Linked DNA regions of Homo sapiens: region 1 is linked to region 2. A link is a loop called in an ENCODE intact Hi-C map of the cell type or tissue named here. Cell type or tissue: mammary epithelial cell. All regions are shown on one strand. Region 1 overlaps SNTB2 (syntrophin beta 2). Region 2 holds the start of COG8 (component of oligomeric golgi complex 8).

Region 1 (8,000 bases), 140 kb after region 2:
ACCCCATTTCTACTAAAAGTACAAAAATTAGCCAGGCGTGGTGGTGGGCGCCTGTAATCCCAGCTACTAGGAGGCTGAGGCAGGAGAATTGCTTGAATCCGGGAGATGGAGGTTGCAGTGAGCTGAGATCGCGCCCCTGAGCTCTAGCCTGGGCAACAAGAGCGAGACTCTGTCTCAAAAAAAAAGAAAACAGGCTGTGCACAGTGGCTCACACCTTTAATCCTAGAACTTTGGGAGGCTAAGGTAGGAGGATCAGTTAAGGCCAGGAGTTCAAGATGAGCCTGGGAAACATGGCAAAACCCTGTATCTACAAAAAATACAAAATTTATCAGATGTGGCCAGGCGTGCTGGGTCACGCCTATAATCCCAATACTTTGGGAGGCTGAGGCGGGCAGATCACTTGAGGCCAGGAGGTCGAGACCAGCCTGGCCAACATGGCGAAACCCCATCTCTACTAAAAATACAAAAATTAGCCAGGCGTGGTGGCACATGCCTGTAGTCTCAGCTACCTGGGAGGCTGAAGCACGAGAATTGCTTGAACCCGGGAGGCAGAGGTTGCAGTGAACCAAGATCATGCCACTGCACTCCAGCCTGGGAGACAGAGCGAGACGTCGTCTCAAAAAAATAAAAAATAAAAAAAAAATTACTGAATGTGGTAGTGTGTGTCTGTAATCCCAGCTACTCAGGAGGCTGAGGTGGGAGGATCACCTGAGCCTGGGAGATGGAGGCTGCAGTAAGATATGATCATGCCACTGCATTCCAGCCTGGGTAACAGAGTGAAACCCTATCTCAAAAAAGAAAAAAAAAAATTCTAACAGTTCATAAAGTTCACAGCCTACATTTAGTATGAATAGTAACTACCATACTATTTTCCATTATAAACTAAGAATGTATGTTTGTTCAAAGTAATGCCTACTAACTAGGGACATGTGAGGAGTTACTCCTTGTTTTCTTTATAAGCCTTAAGATGAAAGTTAGGAAGCACATGAACAATGAGAAAGCCTCCAAGTCAGAGAACAGAGGAGACAGGGCCAGAAACTCTAGCCCCTTCATTAAACAGTAAGTGACTGCAAAGAAGTTTGCCTCAGTCACGGTTAAATGTGAAGGGATAACTGAAAGGCTGGGGACAAAAAGGTACAGCTAAACATCACAGACACTCAGGTAATGGCTGAAATTATAGGTGCAGATGAGCTAAACATCAGGTGTAAACAAGGAGAATGAGTCAGGGCCCTATCAGCTTGTGTTGCTTCACTGGTCTGCTCCTAAACTAAGCAGCATTCGTTTCTCCAGACATGCAGACTGATATCCTGAAGCAATTTTCCATCCAGGTATGAAGCACAGAAGAAGAGGACAATTAACAATTTTAGAGGCACTCAAAAAAAATAATAATAATACTATTGAATTCTCATGTTTTAACCAAACTCAAAATTATTACCCTCCAAATACGAAATCTAAAATAACTATTCAAACTCTTTTTTCTGACAATCTGAGAATAATTTCTCAAACATTTTTGGTTTTTTGGTTTGCTCTGGGCTTTTTGTTTTGTTTTCTGAGAAGTATTGTTGACAATAATCTAACAAAATTAACATTCCTTTCAGCTGTACACTGTATCCAAACCTGGCTAACACCCAATGATTTAGCAACGTTACCCACCCTCAATTTTAAACACACATCTCTTTCATAAAGAATTTTAGATTTCTTCAAATGGATAAAATACCTTACTAAGCAGTATTAAAGGATTTTATGTCCCCGCCTCCCTAATCCTTTCCATTTTGCTATGTTTTTTCCTATTCAGCACCACATCAACATCACATAAATAAGTTGGCCTGCTGCTTTAAATACAGATCTACATTTAAGAGAGTTTTACAAGTTATAAGATGGCAACTTTTTGGCTTAGTGCATTCTCTCCCATTTATTGGTGTTAATGAGGAGTCCTTCTAGTTCAGTGACATTAATACTATTTCAATGCTAGCAATATACAAGGTGCTTAAATAAAAGGTAAAGAAGCCATCAAAATCCATTAAATAAGCATCTGTTCACATGTAATATTTATTATTTCAGGTGGTAACTTTTAAGCCAGGATGCTGTTTTCCTATGGCTTTCCTGAATGTTCTGCTTTCAAACCAGGCCCCTGGAGGCCCTGAAAGTGTGATGAGGAGTAATTATTTTAAAAAGCAGAGAAATGACTCGATTTGTCTGAGTTTTCAGTGACATATAAACGAATTGGCTGCAGCAACTCGGTAAAGTGTTTGGTAAAAGTTACAGAGCAGTCTTCTGCCATTACCCCACAAGAAGAAAATAATGAGGATCTCTCAACTTTATCAGTCAGGTGAGGGTAAAGTAAAAGCAAACAAAAATAGAGTCAATATACAAACATTACTTCAAGATGGATCACAGGGCCAGACTCGGTGGCTCACACCTGTAATCCCAGAAATTTGGGAAGCCAAGGCTGGAGGATGACTTGAGCTTAGGAGTTCAAGACCAGCCTGGACATTGTAGCAAGACCCCCATCTCTATTTAAAAACAAAACAAAAATAAAATAAATAAACGAAACAAAACATAGTACAATATAATGAAAACTCATGTACTCAATTTTATCACTGTTAACATTCTCAGTTTCACTAACAAAAAACCCCCATGAACCTCTCCTTGACGCCATTTATCTTCCTCCTGCTCTAGCAGTTATATCCTAAATTTGATGTATCACGAATGTGTTGTTTTTCTTGTATTTCAACCCATGGGCCTGAAAAATAAAGCATATTCCAAAAGCATTCATACCTGTAATCTGATGTGTATTCCACCCTTCTAGTGGAAGGATGGTACAGTCTGGAGGAGTAGAATGCCTGACAGAAAAATAATTTCATACTAGCGTGCTGATGCTAAGAAATAGGTATTACATTTCTGTAAAAGAAATTGATTCCCCATTTTGTCAAAATACGCCTAATATCTAAATTCCTAAACTCACTGTAAGCAAATGTGCTTGACAACAATGGCCAACACAAATAAGTATATTTATGTTAAAAATGTCCCCCTCCTTTGGGAGGCCGAGGCAGGCGGATCACGAGGTCAGGAGATTGAGACCATCCTGGCTAACACGGTGAAACCCCATCTCTACTAAAAATACAAAAAATTAGCTGGGTGTGGTGGCACGCATCTGTAGTCCTAGCTACTCAAGAGGCTGCGGCAGGAGAATCGCTTGAACCCGGGAGATGGAGGTTGCGGTGAGCTGAGATCGTGCCACTGCACTCCAGCCTGGGCGACAGAGGGAGATTCTGTCTCAAAAAAAAAAAGTCTCTGTCTTCCCAGTAATAGCATGGATCTAAAATAAAACATTTTTTAAAAGTCCCCCTTTCTCCTGATTTTTCACACTAAAAAGTGGAAGGAATTATTTGGCATCTAAGTCTTAAACTTTGGCCTTTTTTTTCAATTTTCATTAAGATTGCAAATCTTCATTATGAGAGTCTTGCCCATTCACTAAAGAACAAATGAAGACACCTCAAGGTACACAATAATCAGTGACAAAATTAACTGCAATCTAGATTGCTCAATATTTCTCTCTTTGCTAAGTGATTCATCTGCGCTTAAGAGAAAAAGATCGCCTTTTTTTTTTTTTTTTGAGGCAGTGTTTCACTCTGTTGTCCAGACCTGGAGTGCAGTGGTGCAATCATGGCTCACCAAAGCGTCCACCTCCCAGGCTCAAGTGATCCTCCCACCTCAACCTCCCAACTAGCTGGGACTACAGGCGTGAGCCACTGCGCCAGGCCAACATCGCTTTAATTAATGCTGCCTGTGTAGATTTGAAGGCGATTAGCTGCTAGTTAAAATGAAAGGTGGAAGAGCAAAAGCCGATTTATCTGCAAATCTACAACATAAAATATTTTATCTGGCACTTCACATCTTTAGCACAACAAATGAAGCTCACAATAAGGTATTGTAAATCTTGAGGTTCCATCTGAATCATCAAACTAAGATTCAATTATAGCTAAAATATTTTTAGTGTTAAAAATCATTATTATAGGCCAGGCGTGGTGGCTCACGCCTGTAATCCCAGCACTTTGGCAGGCTAAGGCGGGTGAATCACCTGAAGTCAGGAGTTCAAGACCTACCTAACCAACACGGAGAAACCCATCTCTACTAAAAATACAAAATTAGCTGGACATGGTGGCGTGCGCCTGTAATCCCAGCTACTCGGGAGGCTGAGGCAGGAGAATCACTTGAGCCTGGGAGGCAGAGGTTGCAGTGAGCCGAGATCGTGCCATTGCACTCCAGCCCGAGCAACAAGAGTGAAACTGTCTCAAAAAAAAAAAAAAAAAAACATTATTATATTCTAAATCTCTGACAATCCATGCATTTGCGTACAGTCAGTTCATATTAACTCTTCATTCTCTATTTCATATTTAGAATTGTAAAATATGAGCTGGAAGGGATCTTATTTTTAATAGGTAAGAAACATACTGCTTATAATGCTGAAATTATTTTTTGCCAAGGTCACACAAAGTTAACAGCCATCCGAAATGTTTTGCTGTATTTTTTCCCAAGAAAAATCAGGTAATTTTTGTAACTACATCCAGATGTTTGGAGATGTCTTAACAATCTCAAAGATTTCTTTTCAGACCCAAGCACAGAAGAAGTAGGAGAGGATATGAGAAATAAAGAGAATAATGGGAGGAAACATGTAAGTGGTAGAGGAATAAGAATGGACTACATCTTCCTACCAACCACACACAAACTCCTTAAAGAGAAGCAGAGGCAGAACGTGCAATGAAGACATTTCTCTTGTCAAAAATACACATGTGAAAAATAGGCCAGGCATGAGGACTCACATCTGTAATCCCAGCACTTTGGGAGGCCGAGGCTGGTGGATTGCCTGAGCTCAAGAGTTCAAGACCAGCCTGGGCGACATGGCGAAACCCTGTCTTACCAAAAGTACAAAAAACTAGCTGGGCGTGGTGGTGTAGGACTGTAGTCCCAGCTACTCAGGAGGCTGAGGCAGGAGAATCGCTTGAACCCGCGAGGTGGAGGTTGCAGTGAGCTGAGATTGCCACTGCACTCCAGCCTAGGCGACAGAGCGAGGCTCTGTTCCCCTACCCCCCAAAAAAAAAAAAAAAAAAAATCAACTCTGTTACATTGTAAAGGACAACAGAGATCAATATCAAAACATCTCTGGTGAAGAATGGTTTCCAGAATTCACTTTAGTCTTTCATTGCTGTTTTTAGCAGAATTTGTATTTGCCCAGAGCCAGTTTAATTTTTTCAATTACTTTGTGTTCATTGTAAAAAATATGTATTTTTATCCTAGAATGTAATTAATAATCTTTGAAGAGACAATACAGAATCCATAGTACTCAAAAAAATTATCTACACTACTAGTGGTTTTCTAAAATGTTGCCATCCCTTACTGCAATGAAAACAGAGCTAACAATGTAAATACTTTTACTGGCCAACAATTACAGCAAAATGAGGCAAATCAAAGACATTTAGTGTTCAGTAAAACAGATTTTGTTTCATTTGGGCAAAGATTTACTTGTAAAGATGAATATACTTTGGAGAATGCTACTTTGTTAAAACTGGTGTTTTCCAAAAGTAAAATAACATAGTAATATATCAAAAGTAAAAGCAGTAACAAAAAAGTTTGGCTAGAATAATTACAAAAGAAAAATTAATTTTTACATTACAAAACAGTTTGCAGATAATGAATACAATTATTACAAGATATTTCAGAAGTCAGTTATATTACTAATAAAATATTTAAACTATTTTTAAAAAGGGGTACAGAGCCTTGAAAATGGGCTATTTCATCAAATCTGTTTGCTGAAGTTTGAACATCACTGCTTGTTCCAGTCTTTGCTCTCTAGACATGCCTTTCCCCTCTAAACATGCCCTCCATCCTTCCCACCACCCACACCTATTCCATGTCCCACCCTTCTCTCACTTGACCCAAAATACATTCCTACTACTTGCTCACTTATTCCAAGTTCTCTCAGCATTTGTCTACCACTTATAATGTATGAAATACTTTGGATTCACTTATGTGCAGTTTATTAGTATTTACAAACCCATTTTGGGTACTTCTTAAAAGTAAAATCTTTGGGGCTTACATATTCTATTTCTCTCAGAGTGTCTAACAGAGTGTAGTTATTCAATATGAGTTGATTAATTACATACAGCTTTAGGTCCAGCATGAAAAAAAAAAATGAGGAAAAGACTGAGAGACATTAACTGGATAACCTCCAGATAGATGCAACAACACAGAATCCAAAGCACAATTTTCCTGAAAATTAAGCCAATCATAACAATAAATCCTGTCTTTAGACTTGCTAGCTTCTTAACCCAAACTGATCCACCAGAGAGGCAGTCTATTATAATGGTTAATATCAAAGGCTGTGTAGTTTGATAAATCTGAGTAACTAATCTTGCCTCTATCACCTACAAATTCTATAACCTTGCACTGACTGTTTAATCTTCCAGGACTCAATTTATTTATATTTTATATGGGGATGATGCCACCTGACTCACAGGGCTGTTAAAAGAATAAGTTGTGGCCAGGTGCGGTGGCTCACGCCTGTAATCCCAGGACTTTGGGAGGCCAAGGTGGGCAGATCACAAGGTCAGGAGTTCGAGACCAGCCTGACCAATATGGTGAAACTCCATCTCTACTAAAAATACAAAAATTAGCCGGGCATGGTAGCGCGTGTCTGTAATCCCAGCTACTCAGGAGGCTGAGGCAGGAGAATCGCTTGAACCCAGGAGGCAGAGGTTGCAGTGAGCCGAGATCACACCACTACACTCCAGCCTGGGTGACAGGGCCAAACCCCATCTCAAAAAAAAAAAAAAAAGAAAAAGAAAAGAAAAACAAAGTTGTGATCATAAAGAGCTTAGCAGAGTAAGCTCTCCATAAGTGTCATTATTATCTATTTTGATTCCTTTTGTTTTTAAAAATGTACAACTTAGCCACTTTTGTTTTTTCTCTTTTTGAGACAGGGTCTTGCTCCATTGCCCAAGCTGGAGTATAGTGGCTCAAACATGGCTCACTGCAGCCTCAATCTCCCGAGCTCAAGTGATCCTCCCACCTCAGCCTCCCAAGTAGCTGGGACCACAGGCACTCGCCACCTCACCTGGCTAATTTTTTACATGTTTTGTAGAGACAGGGTCTCGCCATGTTGTGCAGGCTGGTCTTGAACTACTAGGCTGAAGTGATTCCACCTGGACCTCCCAAAGTGCTGGGATTACAGGTGTGAGCCAACATGCCCGGCCAAAATTATTTTAAGCCCTATAGCCTGTTATAGTGTACATAAGTTAACCTAGCAACCACCCCACTCCAGATTTTATAGTCTGGTGAGGCTGCCAACCTCAATACACAAGGGATGGGCACGTGACACAGGTCTAGATTGCAGTCTCCATCATTTTGGTAATAGTGATAGGTCCGAGGAACTGGCAAAGCAGAACTATTGGAGTCCTTCCTATCTCCAAACTGATAATGTGAGTGGTAAAAGAACCCTCCAGTTTTTCTTACAGGGGTTAGTTATTAAGTTAAGGCAATATGTTCCTAGAGCTGCAGGCACCATCTTAGCTGACTATACAGAATTAGACCCTCCACAGCAGGAGATGTTGCAGCCAAGATAATTTGAGCCTTTGGATCCCACTGAACCTAAACCTAGATCCACCCCCGGTCTCAGGAGTTACATAAGGCAATACATTCCACTTCTGCTTAAATTAGTTGGTTTTGGGTTTCTGCAACCAAAATAATTCTTACTAAAAAAAAAAAAAAATGCAAACCAGGAACAGTAATTAGTTCATGCCTGTAATCCCAACTACTCCAGAGGTTAAGGCAAGAGGATCACCTGAGCCCAAGAGTTCAGGGCTGCAGTAAGCAATGATCATGCCATTGTACTCCAACCTGGGCAACAGAGTGAAACCCTGTCTCTAAAAAAAAATAATAACAACAAATAGATACTTTTTAAAAATTAAAAATAAATCATATACGTCTATTTTGATAAACAA
Region 2 (8,000 bases):
TTCTTTCTGGGATCCTGCAACTGTATTTCTTGAAGCGTCTCTTCAATGTTCCAACAACTACAGATACAAAGAAGCCAAGATGCTAAGCTAAGGTGACTATAGCACCCTGGCTGTTTTCTTCTGGGGCTTAGTCGAATCAGCTTTGTAATGTTATGGGACAAAAATCAATTATCTCATTAATGTTTTAGTCTGCTGCACACATCTAAAAAAGCAAAATGGCAATAAAATCATAACAGTGAAAAAGTTCTGAAGAAGTATGTATTAAATGTATGCATCAAAATACTGTTCATCATATAGCAGTCCCTTAGCCTTCACTGAGTCTACTTAGAGGCTAACAGAAAACCTTAGAAGGAAGATGAGTTGAAAAAGGCCACAATCAAGTTTGCTTACATATAAAAGCAGGAGTTGGTAATGTTTTATTCTTAAAGACTTCACCTTTGGAACTTAAAATAAGCAATATATTCATTAAAGAAATAGTTTAATTTTGCAATACAGATAGTCTTTAAATTTTTTGTCTATAAAATATTTAAAGAAATATTCTAAGGATCTTAAAGTAACTTTGGGAGGCACGGGGAAGGACAAAGGGACTGAATTTTTATGTCGTGGCCTCTGATCAGTGCTTTTAGTCCAATCCAGTCAAGTAAGTAAAGGTTCATAGAAAAAATTGTTTTATAAAATCATAGTGATGAAAAAAACTTTCCAGCCTAGCGTCATCCCATCCAAGAAAAATACTGAGAAAACAGCTTGTAAAAAAGAAGGTAATAAAATCAAATTATACTCATAAAACTCTACACTTAATAACAGGAATACATAATATATATAATATAAAAATAATTACCATTTATTCCATACCTATCATTTCCAAGGCACTGTACACTGTACTAGATGCTTTACAATCAGATGGAGTCTCACTCTGTCACGCCCAGGCTGGAGTGCAATGGCACCATCTTGGCTCACTGCAAGCTCTGCTTCCCCAGTTCAAGCCATTCTCCTGCCTCAGCCTCCCAAGTAACTAGGACCACAGCCATGTGTCACCACACCTAATTTTTTTTTTTTTTTTAGTAGAGATGGGGTTTCACCATGTTGGCCAGGCTGGTCTCAAACTCCTAACCTCAAGTGATCCGTCCGCCTTGGCCTCCCAAAGTGCTGGGATTACAGGCGCGAGCCACTGTGCCCAGCCTACAATCATGATTTCTAATTCCAAAAATCAGACTTTCTAATTCTCAGGTAGATGGCCAAAGCTGATTTTCAAGTTTTGTGTCTTTTTAAACAGAAGAAAATGAACCTTATTAAAGCTGAATGACTCATTCAAGGCCATATAGCTGGTAGGTGGCAGAAGTGGGGTTTGAACCCGTTTTTCTTCTATACCACACACCAATTACTGTATAGAAAAATAGCTGAATTGCTCCTATTAGCCAAATTTCATTTTTAAAACCCCACATGTGGTTTATTATTCTGTTATGGCAATGTCTATGTTGCATATTAATAAAAAAGAAAATCCTTGTGTTTAGAAAACAGTGTTATCACAGATAACAATAAGCTATTCTTGTTCCTGGTTCCAATGATTTTGAACCTATTTCTCAGAACAAGAAGCCCTCTGATTCAAATATGAAACAGTATTCTATTTCGTCACAAAGATCTGAAACCCCATTTTTGAGCCATCTCTGTATATAATAAGAATCCAGCCTGCATTTGTCAGTGATAGAGAGTACAGTAAATAAGAAGTCCCTGAAGAGGCCAGAGTGTTGACAAAATTCAACATGATGGTGGAGTCCACACAAACACAGGAAACAAAGCTCGGCCTTTCCATACAGCCGTCTGTCCTTGGAATGGCTTCGTTTTAAGTCAACGTCTCTTCATGCCGCACATATTCCCCAATGTCTGCTTGATGAAATACCACAATCGCCATGGGGTCTACTTTTCTGCAGTCTTGTGTAGATTTGGCTGCCACCCCAAAACCCTGGGATTCAAAAGAAGAGACACTAACTCACTGAAGTCATTCAATATGCCCATATTGAGGGCTGGAAATAACAAAGACGGAAAAAATACAGTTCTGGTCTTTCTGGGATTCAAAACGTGCTGAGAATTTATTCTCTCAAGCACTCAGATTGAAGACATACCCTTCTTGAATAAGAGTACTTGAGTTCTGTAACAGCTACCATCTCTACTCACCAAAGGGATGTCTGCCATGGAGTACACCACCACGCCCTGGTACTGAGAAGTATTTTCAGTGATTCGACCCAGACCAGATTTCAACACATGGTTCCCATACAGGAAGGACTGCTCTGCACCAGGCTTTATCCAAACTTTATACTATAAGAGAATTAAAATCCAAGAGACATAAAAACGTTACTATTTCTATCCATGCAGACAAGCTAGCTGCTGGATCTGTGAATAATTTTCTGAAATAATTTTAAGGGAAACAGAGAGACTCATGTTTTCCTCAAACTGTCTATCTCCTGAACAGAAATGCAGGAAGTTGCCCGGTGCAGTGGCTCACGCTTGTAATCCCAGCACTTTGGGAGGCCAAGGCAGGTGGATCACTTGAGGCCAGGAGTTCGAGACCAGCCTGGCCAACACAGTGAAACACTGTCTCTACTAAAAACACACAAAAAAATCAGCCAGGTGTGGTGGCACATGCCTGTAATCCCAGCTACTGAGGCACAAGAATCACTGGAAACTGGAAAGTGGAGGCTGCAGTGAGATCGCACCACTGCACTCTAGCCTGGGCGACAGAGTGAAACTGTGTCAGGAAGAAAGAGAAAGAGAAATGAAAAGAAAAAACAGAGCAAGAAAGAAAAAGAAAAAAATAGAAAAAGTTATTTTCTCAACTCTACAAGGATCATCCTCCATGGCCAGGTTAACAGCTCTTTTTCTGGACCCCGGTGTCTTCATTGCTGCCACTTATTTGCTTTCTGATCTCTAGCTGGGTCTCCCTAGGCTCTTCTACTTCGCTGGAGAAAACTAACCCTACGCAGCCACATAGCATTCCTATCCCATAGCCCTGACCATGCTCAAGCTGCAAGACCTCTACACATCTCCATGTGCTGAAACTCCTCCAAGCACACTGTCAGGGACTCTGTGGGAGAGAAGCTGCCGGACAATCTGCCTAATCCTTGACTTCATCGCCCGTGGCAGAATTGGAAACCGCCCCACAAACCTTGGCATAAGGTGCAAGGTAATCCAGAGCTGTGACGTGCAACCGAAACTTGTGGGTTTTAGTGAATTTTCCAAAGCAGGTCCCCAGCGACACCAGCTTGTCCCCGGAAATATTGGCGGCCAGCTTCATAATCTTCTCACTAAAAGGGTAAAGGGGGAGCAAGGTTGCGGATGAAGGAGGCTCGTGGGACCCAGGACCCCTCTCCCCTGGGTCCATGCTGCCTGCCCGGCCCCGCCTCACCTCACATAGTACACCCGGTCGTTGTGCAGACGGAAACAGTAGGTGCCATCGGGCCGGTCCACCAGCAGTTGAAGATTCTCCCCAATGCTGAGGGCAAAAAGAGGACTGGAGACCGCGCCCGAACGAACCGGTCTCCGGCACCGCGCCCCCACTCCACCCTTGGCCACCACACCCACACACTCCCGCGTCCGCCCCGCGCGCTCCTACTATTTCGCTATCTTCTCAAACATGACACGGGTCTCCTCTTCAGTCAAAGGCCGCATTTTTCCCCCTGGGTTGGAACACCGGATCCTCGTGCCTTGGTAACTGGAAACGGAAGTCGGTCGCTCGCTGCTCCCCGGCAATCCCAAAGCCTTCCTCTCTAGCCCCGTACCAATAGTTCGTCTCGCTAGCGCCCAATAGTCTGGACGACCGCAGGGGAAAGCAAGCCGGCCGGATGAGAAAGCATAGAGACCGGAAATGTGCCTGTTTCTTCCTGTCCTAAGTTCGGAGTCAGCGCCCCTTGTGGTCCGGAAGGGAAGTGACGTTGTTGCTGGGAAGATGGCGACCGCGGCGACTATCCCATCGGTAGCCACGGCCACAGCAGCGGCTCTCGGCGAGGTGGAGGATGAAGGGCTCCTGGCGTCGCTGTTCCGGGACCGCTTCCCCGAGGCCCAGTGGCGCGAGCGGCCCGATGTGGGCCGCTACCTCCGGGAGTTGAGCGGCTCGGGGCTGGAGCGGCTGCGGCGCGAGCCCGAGCGCCTGGCGGAGGAGCGGGCGCAGCTGCTGCAGCAGACGCGCGACTTGGCCTTCGCTAACTACAAGACCTTCATCCGCGGCGCCGAGTGCACCGAGCGCATCCACCGCCTGTTTGGCGACGTGGAGGCGTCGCTCGGCCGCCTGCTCGACCGTTTGCCCAGCTTCCAGCAGAGCTGCAGGTGCGACGCGCCTGGCGCTAAAGGGGTTTTATAACTGTAAAAGCTGACATTTACGATGGTAGAAATAACTAACACATAAAGCGTTTACCACGTTCCAGGTTCTCTGCTGAGCGCTTTATTAATCCATTTAAACCTCACAACAGCCTTCGAGATAGGTACTGTTATTCCTTTTTTATCTTTTTTGAGACGGAGTCTCGCCCTGTCGCCAGGCTGGAGTGCAGTGGCGAGATCTCGGCTCGCTGCAACCTACCTCTGCCTCCTGGGTTCAAGCGATTCTCCTGCCTCAGCCTCCTGAGTAGCAGGGACCATAGGCGCGCGCCACCACGCCCAGCTAATTTTTTTGGATTTTTAGTAGAGACGGGGTTTCAGCATGTTGGCTGGGATGGTCTCGATCTTTTGATGTCGTGATCTGTCCGCCTCGGCCTCCCAAAGCGCTGGGATTACAGGCATAATCCACTGCGCCCAGCCCTGTTATTTCCATTTTACATATGAGCAAGTCAAGACAGAGATTAGTGACGTCCAAGGACACAGCTAGGAGGTTTCGAATTCAGAACTGGTTACCCAGAAGCACGTCCCTCCCTCGAAGGGCAGTTGTGGGCACAAAGAAAAAGGATTCATGCAAAGCTCTTATTATCGGGTCTGACACAGTTAACATTATAGGTGTGAGCTGAATATATGTGCACATTTATATACTTATTTTATACGAAAGCGTGGACCGGAGGTCATCTGCTTCAAAACTTCCATTGACGGGAAGGTGACAAGGAAATCCTCGCATTTGAGGGCATCAGATATCAAAAAGTCTCTCCATTTGGATGGCTGGATGTGGTGGCTCAGCCTGTAATCCCAGCACTTTGGGAGCCTGAGGCTTGAACCCAGGAGTTCGAGAGCAGCCTGGCCAACATGGCAAAACCCTGTCTCTATAAAATAAAAAATTAGCTGGTCGTGGTGGCGTGCGCCTGTAGTCCCAGGTACACAGGAGGTTGAGGTGGGGGGGTCAGTTGGGCCCGGGAGATTGAGGCTGCAGTGAGCCATGATTGTGCCACCGCACTCCAGTTTGGGAGGTCGAGGCTGCGGTGGGCTGTGATTGTGCCACTGCATTCCAGACTGGGTGACAAAGTGAAACTCTCTTAAAAAAAGAAAAAAAGGCTGGGTGCGGTGGCTCACACCTGTAATCCCAGCACTTTGAGAGGCCAAGGCAGGCGGATCACGAGGTCAAGAGATCGAGGCCATCCTGGCTAACATGCTGAAACCCCCATGTCTACTAAAAATACAATTAGCTGGGCGTGGTGGCACGCGCTTGTAGTCCCAGCTACTCGGGAGGCTGAGGCAGGAGAATTACTTGAACCTGAGAAGCGGAGGTTGCAGTGAGCCAAGATGATGCGTGCCACTGCACTCCAGCCTGGTGACAGAGCAAGACTCCGTCTCAAAAAAAAAAAAAAAAGTCCTTTGTGAGTCATATTCTGTCTCCATTATCCCTAGTTCTGCCTTCCAGCCTTTCATGATTAAAGTTTAATTTTTCTTTTGAGCCTTTGGATATTTGACAGCAGCTTTTGTACCCTTCCATGCTCCAGAATAGATAGGGGACTTGATAAAGCAGGTCTCTGCAAATATGGAGAAGTGTTGAAAGTAGACTGTGGCAGGAACTATGGTTGAACATTAGCATAGGAGAAGATGAAGACCTGAGGGGAAAGATTGTGGATTCTAGGCAGTTAGTGCTTCATTTTGAAAATAATGATAGCTACTGTTAAATATTTAACTGTGTCTCTTTTACTATTTTTACTTTGACGCATTCGCTCTGTTTCAAGTTCTATGTTAAATGCTTCACACACATCATCTCATTTAGTTCTTACACCCTTATGAGGAGGGTCCTATATACTTTTTTTTTTTTTTTTTTTGAGACGGAGTCTTGCTTTGTTGGCCAGGCTGCAGTGCAGTGGCGCCATCTCTGCTCACCGCAACCTCCACCTCCTGGGTTCAAGTGATTCTCCTGCCTCAGCCTCCTGAGTAGCTGGGACTACAGGCGCGCACCACCATGCCTGGCTAATTTTTTGTATTTTTAGTAGAGATGGGGTTTCACTTGAACTCCTGGCCTCAAGTGATCCGCCCACCTCAGCCTCCCAAAGTGCTGGGATTACAGGCGTGAGCCACTGCGCCTGGCCCTATATACCGTTTTACTAATGAGGAAATAGGTTCAGAGAGGCCAAGTACCTTGCCACAGCCAGCAAGTGGCATATCTGGATCTCCATCTGTTAGATTTATTAATTGTATGTTTTTGGACAAGTTGCTTAACCTCTCTGGGATTAAAAATTTCCTCAATTGTAATAATACTTACCTTATAGGTGGGGTGTGAGGAATAAATCAGATAGATCATCCAGCCCAATGTTCATAGCAGGTACTTGGTAACTGTAGCTAAGGTTTGGGTACAGAGCAGTGAAGGATCAACATTCTTCTGATTATTACTAGGAACTTTGTGAAGGAAGCCGAGGAGATCAGCTCCAACCGCCGGATGAATAGCCTGACCCTAAACCGGCACACAGAAATTTTGGAAATACTGGAGATTCCTCAGCTCATGGACACCTGTGTCCGGAACAGTTATTATGAAGAGGCCCTGGAGCTTGCAGCCTACGTACGCCGACTGGAGAGGAAATACTCTTCCATCCCTGTCATCCAGGTAGCCACCTTGCCCAGAGAGGACTCAAAGTAATGTTCTTGTAATCATTTATTCTGTGGTCAGGACTGAAGCTTTAGGTAGAAACTCTTGCATGTTTCACATCAGTTTCTGCCAGCCAGGTATGCCTGAACAGAAAACATTCATTTATTCAAAATACATATTAATCATGTGCCAAGCACTGCTCTATATGCTGGGGATACAGTGTGAATAAAGTGGTCCTGGCTCTCATGCAGCTTACGTGCTAATGGGAAGTCTGATAATTGACAAAGAAATGATATCATTTCAGATAGTGGTGTCTGAAGAAAAAAACAGGGAATGGGGTAAGGGAGTCTAGGGTAGGTTTCTTTAGGTAGGGTGATCAAGAAGGACTCTTCTAGGGAGGTAACATTTAAGCTGAGACCTAAATGAGAAGGAGGTGCCAGCCCACAAAGATCTGGGGAGAGAGCAAACCAGAAAGTGTGAAGAACAAGTAGAGAGGGCTGAAGTGGGCAGAAATTGAGGTGTTTAAGGGATACAGAGGCAGCCAGGGTTAATGGATTGTAGCAGCGGGAGAGCACTAGGAAGCAGGTGAAGATGGAGAGCCAGGTAGGGCCACCAGTGTAAGTCCCAACAAGTGGTTGGAATTTTCTTGATTGCAGTGGGAAGTCACTGGAGGATTTTAAGCTTTTTTTTTTTTCTTTTTTTTTTTTGAGACAGAGTCTCGCTCTGTCCCCCAGGCTGGAGTGCAGTGGTGCGACCTTGGCTCACTGCAACCTTTATCTCCCGGGTTCAAGTGATTCTCCTGCCTCTGCCTCCCGAGTAACCGGGATTACAGGCCTGCACCACCACACCCACCTGATTTTTATATTTTTAGTAGAGACGAGGTTTCACATGTTGGCCAGATTGGTCTCAAACTCCTGACCTCAAGTGACCTGCCTGCCCACGGTGCTGGGATTACAGGTTTGAGCCACTGCACCTGGCCAGGTTTTAAGCTTTTTAAGCAAGAGAGTTAACTAACCTGATCTTTGTTGGT

What was found. Hi-C counts contacts between places; a loop is a spot of excess contacts. Peaks named below come from ENCODE experiments on the same cell type or tissue, not always from the same donor. Only the 100,000 strongest peaks of a DNase experiment are listed, where the experiment ranks them.
Region 1: it touches region 2 in a loop (13-fold over the local background); 5 of 110 quality-filtered maps call a loop at or near these places.

The regions. Positions count from the first base shown.
Region 1 is chr16:69,195,212-69,203,211 of GRCh38, reverse strand. The region is part of intron 1 of SNTB2 (syntrophin beta 2); the gene reads right to left. Among named protein-coding and RNA genes, the nearest start is that of SNTB2, 12 kb to the right of the region's middle. In mammary epithelial cell, no CTCF peak of the experiment used is centred here; DNase peaks (open chromatin) are centred at 1,231 and 3,671; H3K27ac peaks cover 478 bases.
Region 2 is chr16:69,335,493-69,343,492 of GRCh38, reverse strand. It overlaps COG8 (component of oligomeric golgi complex 8), which reads left to right and starts at 3,929. Exons shown (of 6, transcript NM_032382.5): 1 at 3,929-4,317; 2 at 6,781-6,988. The coding sequence starts at 3,941. NIP7 (nucleolar pre-rRNA processing protein NIP7) reads right to left here and starts at 3,721. Exons shown (of 5, transcript NM_016101.5): 1 at 3,608-3,721; 2 at 3,401-3,487; 3 at 3,161-3,299; 4 at 2,173-2,313; 5 at 387-1,960. The coding sequence starts at 3,663. The coding sequence ends at 1,841. It overlaps TMED6 (transmembrane p24 trafficking protein 6), which reads left to right. Exons shown (of 4, transcript NM_144676.4): 4 at 1-243. The coding sequence ends at 86. RefSeq lists enhancers at 3,343-3,422, 3,603-3,722 and silencers at 4,143-4,192, 4,203-4,252. In mammary epithelial cell, a CTCF peak has its summit at 3,897; a DNase peak (open chromatin) is centred at 3,832; H3K4me3 peaks cover 2,371 bases; H3K27ac peaks cover 2,046 bases.